Regions from separate parts of the Homo sapiens genome. Here region 2 is linked to region 1. The links are chromatin loops, found by intact Hi-C in ENCODE. Cell type or tissue: HepG2. All regions are shown on one strand.

Evidence for each region. A loop is a pair of places that touch in the nucleus more often than their neighbours do. Peaks named below come from ENCODE experiments on the same cell type or tissue, not always from the same donor. Only the 100,000 strongest peaks of a DNase experiment are listed, where the experiment ranks them.
Region 2: it touches region 1 in a loop (5-fold over the local background); 2 of 110 quality-filtered maps call a loop at or near these places.

The regions. Positions count from the first base shown.
Region 1 is chr2:231,709,277-231,711,776 of GRCh38, reverse strand. PTMA (prothymosin alpha) reads right to left here. Exons shown (of 5, transcript NM_002823.5): 2 at 358-429. It also overlaps the pseudogene LOC124906134. Among named protein-coding and RNA genes, the nearest start is that of PTMA, 2.0 kb to the right of the region's middle. RefSeq lists silencers at 624-673, 974-1,063, 1,104-1,513, 2,004-2,313 and enhancers at 652-1,288, 1,928-2,500. In HepG2, CTCF peaks have their summits at 687 (motif pointing left), 1,322 (motif pointing left) and 2,247; a DNase peak (open chromatin) is centred at 1,416; H3K4me3 peaks cover 2,342 bases.
Region 2 is chr2:231,049,100-231,051,599 of GRCh38, reverse strand. It overlaps C2orf72 (chromosome 2 open reading frame 72), which reads right to left. Exons shown (of 3, transcript NM_001144994.2): 3 at 1,881-2,500. It overlaps LOC112268432 (a long non-coding RNA gene), which reads left to right. Exons shown (of 2, transcript XR_002959456.2): 2 at 1-2,500. Among named protein-coding and RNA genes, the nearest start is that of PSMD1, 6.5 kb to the left of the region's middle. In HepG2, no CTCF peak of the experiment used is centred here; DNase peaks (open chromatin) are centred at 223, 1,099 and 1,519; H3K4me3 peaks cover 1,780 bases.

The DNA.
Region 1 (2,500 bases):
CAAGCCAAGCCCACCCCAGAGACCCTTCTCCAGTCAACACCCTCCAGGCTCCATCATGAAACCTGCACATTAACTGCCCCAGGACAAGGGCTTTTCCCCACCCTGGGCCAAGCCCAAACTCAGACTACCGGAGTCTCCTCTGAACCTATTCTTGTTCAGGCGCTGCTCGAAAGGTTTTTATAAATATTTAACTAGCAATAATCGCGCCTCGGGTAAAGCTCATTGGCTACGATACTGCCACTGTGCAAAGCTATACATATACACATACACACACATATATAGGTATGTTTAAAGTAGAACAGGAAAAATTTTGTGGGGCGGTAGCTGCCAGGGCTCAGGAGCAAAGCAGACACTCACAGCATTCCCGTTAGCAGGGGCGTCTCTTCCATTTTCTGCCTCTTCCACAACTTCCTTCTTCTCCTTTAAGTCCTTCAAAAGGGAAGAAGGAACCAGTAACCAGTAAGTCTTCTGAGCAACCCAGGGTAAGCAAAGGCGCTGAGAACTACTGGTCTGTACGGCTGTTCTGTCCGTCCCAAATTAAGAGTCGCATGTTGAGAAAGGCCTGATGCCCCTGCGGTCCCTCTCCCACTGGTCTGGTGGAAGGAAGGCCGGCGGGGGGCATCTGTGATCAAGGTTTCCCATCCTTTAAGGCCCGCTACAGCGGCCCCGGTGGCGGTTCCCACTGCCCCCTGGCGCTTCCCAGGAAAAAGGAGCCATGTGGCGCCACAGCCCCCAGCCCGTCCGGCCGGGTGGACGAGCCCCGGACACTCACGCCCATCAGCCTGCTTCCAAGTGCAAAGAGCCCGCCCCTCGAGCCGTCTAGAAAGGCGGCAGGTTATGTTCCAAAAATAAATAAGGCAAAGAGAGAGGGGCCTGCGCTCGGGGAGAGCCCCACAGGCGCGCCAGCCTGGAAGGCCCGCGAGGCCGCACCGCCCCGGCCAGGACAGGTATCTAAAAAAGCCAAAGCACACCGACCCCCCAAATCCGACCGCTGTTCCTAGAGGCCGCAAACCGCTGCTTGGCGGTGCCCCAGGCCGGGGCCTGCCGCCGGAGCCACCAACTCCCGGCCTCCCCGCGGCGGCTAGGGATCCCGACAGCACCTCGGGGGTGGGACTCCGCCCGGGATCCAAAAGGCAGCGCGGCCCCGGGCGCCCGGTAACTTTTTCCACACGACACGGCCACCAATACCAACAGAGGTCCGGCGTCCGGGCCTGCGGGAACCCCTCGGCCGCTGTCCGGCGAGCGGCTCCGGGCCACCTGTCGGCCCTCTCAGTCCGGCCCGCCCCGCTCCGCTCCGCGGACCCCGGCTCCGCCCGCTCTCGCCCCCTGGCGGCCGAAGCCCCGGGGAGCAGTGGGGGCAGGGAGGTCGCGGCGCGCAGGCGCGCATCCCCCGCCCGGCGGGCTTTGCGCGCGGGCCTCGGCACGCACCGCGCGCAGGGAGCACGTGGCCCGGGGCCGCCGAGTGCGTCCCTTGCCTTGGAGACTCCCGGCCGGCAGGCAGAGCTTGCAGTGGCACGCGCGCGGGTCGCGCGTCGGTCGGCCGGGCTCTCGACTCGACGCCCCACTGCCGCCACCCCGGCAGGCCCGAATGTCTGCATTCGGCGGGCCAAGTCCCACGGGAGGTCGCCCCAAAGTCCACCGGGCTGCGTAGGTCCGAGACTGTCGGGGATGCGCCTCTCGGGCTACTACTCATCGCCCTCGCGGGAAGTCACCTTTTGGTGCTTCGGAGAAAATCGAACAGCCAGGCCCCGCACTGGGGACGGTGTTCTCACCCCACAAACTCATTCCCGGACTGAGTCCAGAAGGGGTCACTGAGAGCCCCTGTGGAGATCCGGGCCCCGAGCTCCGCTCTGCCAAGAAGTCGCCCCTGGGAGAGTCAGAGATGACGCCAGGGACACAAGGGTTAAGGAGACGCCAAGGTGACTCGCGCCAATCCCTGCAGGGGCACGACGGGCGCGGACGAGGGCCGAAATATTAAGAAAGAGCCAGTCAGTCTGAGAGCGCCCCGCTCCCGCCAAGGGCGGAGACGCTACCCAGGGCGGGCAGTGGGACCGAGGCGGCGCCGACAACAGGAGCGGAGCCGCACCAGCCGCGCAGGACCTCATAGCCGAGGGCAGTGAACCCGCCACGGGGCCCGGGCGCCCCCCCAGTTCGACCCTACCATTGGCCTGTCGCGGCCGCCGTGTTGGCCCGCGTCGCCCCGAGCTGCGGCGCACACGGTGCTCCCGGGCAGCCGCGGGGGGCGCCCATCGTCGCCCCAGCGCCGCGCTTCACTTTCTCTTTCCTCCCTGCGGCGCGTGGGCTCTCGCCTCCTCAGCCAAGCCCGGCACCGCGGGTGCATGACTGAAGCTGGGCGGCCGCTCCCGGCGCACTCACCTCGAAGGGCGCCCACCCCCGCCTCCCAGAGCGCCCAAAGCGGATAAGCCCGTCACACCTCCGCCGGGACGGCCGACGTCGCGGCCAGCCAGCCCGTCGCCCCATCCGCCTTATCGGGACTTAG
Region 2 (2,500 bases), 660 kb after region 1:
ATGTATGCTTAAAATTAATTTTATCTATTTCTTTTTACTTTTTTCTAATGTGGCCACCATAGAAAGCTACCTATGTGCCTGCGTTAGATTCCTCTTAGACAGGGCTGGCTTAGACCCTCTCCTGGGCCTTCTTCCCTCTGACCTCCCATTCAGGCCTGGCCCTTTGGCTTTGCTTCAAGGTTTTGTCCGCTCTTTGGAGCTGCCATGTGCTGGGTCAGACCAGAACCGGGGGCAGAGGCTAAAGGTGAGACCCACTCCCTCCTGTCCCAGAGCAAGGGGCTGGGGGCGGGGGTTGCCCTGGCAGCCAGGAGTTCTGGAGCCGGTGATATACCTGGGACAGTGGTGGTCAGGGTGAGCTTAGGCTGGGGTTATGGTAATGGTTCAGGACAACACCCTTCTTTGAGATATTGTTAACTGGTGAGGAAGAGGAGGAGCTCAGGGCTACAAGACACAGACTAAGTTTCTGTAACCACGACTCAAAATCAGGCTTGGTCACAGGACTAAGCGAGGCACCTAATTACTCTAAGTGCAGATGAGGACAGCAACTTAAGTGCAATTACTCTAAGTGCAGATGAGGACAGCAAATTCAGAGACCCTCAAGCCTTCCTTGAGGGTCTCTGAATTTCACTGGTCAAAGAACAGGCAGTCCCCGGTCTGCATTTGTGGCAGGAGCCCCAGCTGGGGCTGGGGAGCCCAGGAAGGACACCAGAGAGGGTTCTCACCCTTGCCAAAACCACAGCCCCACAGTGGCTTCAGCACCCAGCCCCGGTTTGGACCTGAGCTACCCCACATCCTGGCCCCCACTACAGTGTGAACCATGGCATGTCCCAGGAGGGCCGTCTCTGCCTCCAGTCCCAATTAGGCAGCCCCAATATAAGGGATCCAGAGGGCTCTGGCTCAGACCAAAGGCATCTGAAGGGTCCATGTGGGATCCTGGCTATCCACCCTCTCCCTTGCACCTCATTTTTTCCTGAGCTCCAAGGTTACACAAGTGGCAGGCTGCCCAGGCCAAATTCCACGTCTGTCCCAATCCTCGATCCACTAACACACAAAACCAGGTCAGAAGCGGTTATGCAGCCCTTGGGTACAAACAGCCAGCTTCCTGCACTCACTCACTGGGCTGGCTGTGTTTGCCATACAAACAGGACAAAGTCCAGGCCTCCTGACCCCAGGGAATAAAGCCTGCAGCTTTGCTTTGCTACACTTTAAAGTACAGGCTGCTTTCAAGTTAACCAGGCAGTCCTTCGTCTTCTCCAGCAAGGCTGAATCCACAGTTCTCTGCTAGGGTAAGGGGGGCTCGTTCAGTTCAAAGGTTTGGGGACTCAGCTCCTGGCCCCTTTGCAGGGTTGCCTTAAGTTTTGGGTTTGACAACCCAGGGACTCTTGTGCACTAAGGTTTGGAGACAAACACTAGGAGAGGAGAAAAAGTGTGACCCAAATAGTAGAAAGAATTCTCTGAGACTCAGTTAAGGTTATTTTAGCTCTGGTTAAACATGCATGTGCGTGCTCACACGCTCACACACACACCATTGTATCCTAAGCTGAATGCTGTCTTTTCAAAAATCTGGCCATTGGCTCATGCCTGTCACCTCAACACTTTGGGAGGCCGAGGTGGGAGGATCACTTGAGCCCAGGAGTTTGAAACCAGCCCGAGCAACATAGTGAGACCCTGTCTCTACAAAAATTTAAAAATCATTTTTTAAATATATACTTATGCTTTCTCGCTACAGGTTTTTTAATCCCAGCTGGTACGGCAGGGGAGATGTCACCCAGGGCAGAGGCTGGGAGGCTTTCAGGCCACAGATTTCCACCATTTGCCAAGCTTCCCTGCTCTCCAGGGTCTCTCTGCAAGGAGCCCCTTAGGAGAATGAAGAAGATCCATTTTGTTTTCTATAAGATATCAACGAGGTACTTCTTGGTTTTATTAGATATGAGAATTATCAATTCAAGTCAGAAGTGCCACAACCACTGCCATATTAGAAAGATTAGTACCCGAGAGCCCAGACTGTCACCCGGCTGGAGGCCTCTCGCCGATGGCTCCCAGGGACCACTGACCTAATCAAGGGCCTCCTCCTTCACACGCCACCCTCCACCCCAACCCCTTTATGCCTTCTTAAAGTCCTTCAGGGAGGGGACCCACCATCAAGATTGTCCTTTCTGGCACCTAACTCTTCTGTCTGCTAGAAGACAGCAATGAGACTGTCCCTACAACGATGATGCTTATGGTGGCCACATCTCAAAGAAGCTGAGAGGGATCTCAGCCCCGTATTGTCACTTGGGAGGCAGAACCCAAATCTTAGTAAATGAAGACTTTCTCTCTTGAACCATTCACAGGAATACTGAAGGTAATGAAAAAATAATGTGTAAACCATCCTTTGGAGCAGAGGCTACAAACTCACATGCCCGCCTGGACCAGCACCGGGCAGACGTCTTACATGAGTGAAGTGCAGTGGGGGATGGGAAGGGCGGGGGAGGGGGTAAAGGTGGTGGGGGTGAGCCGC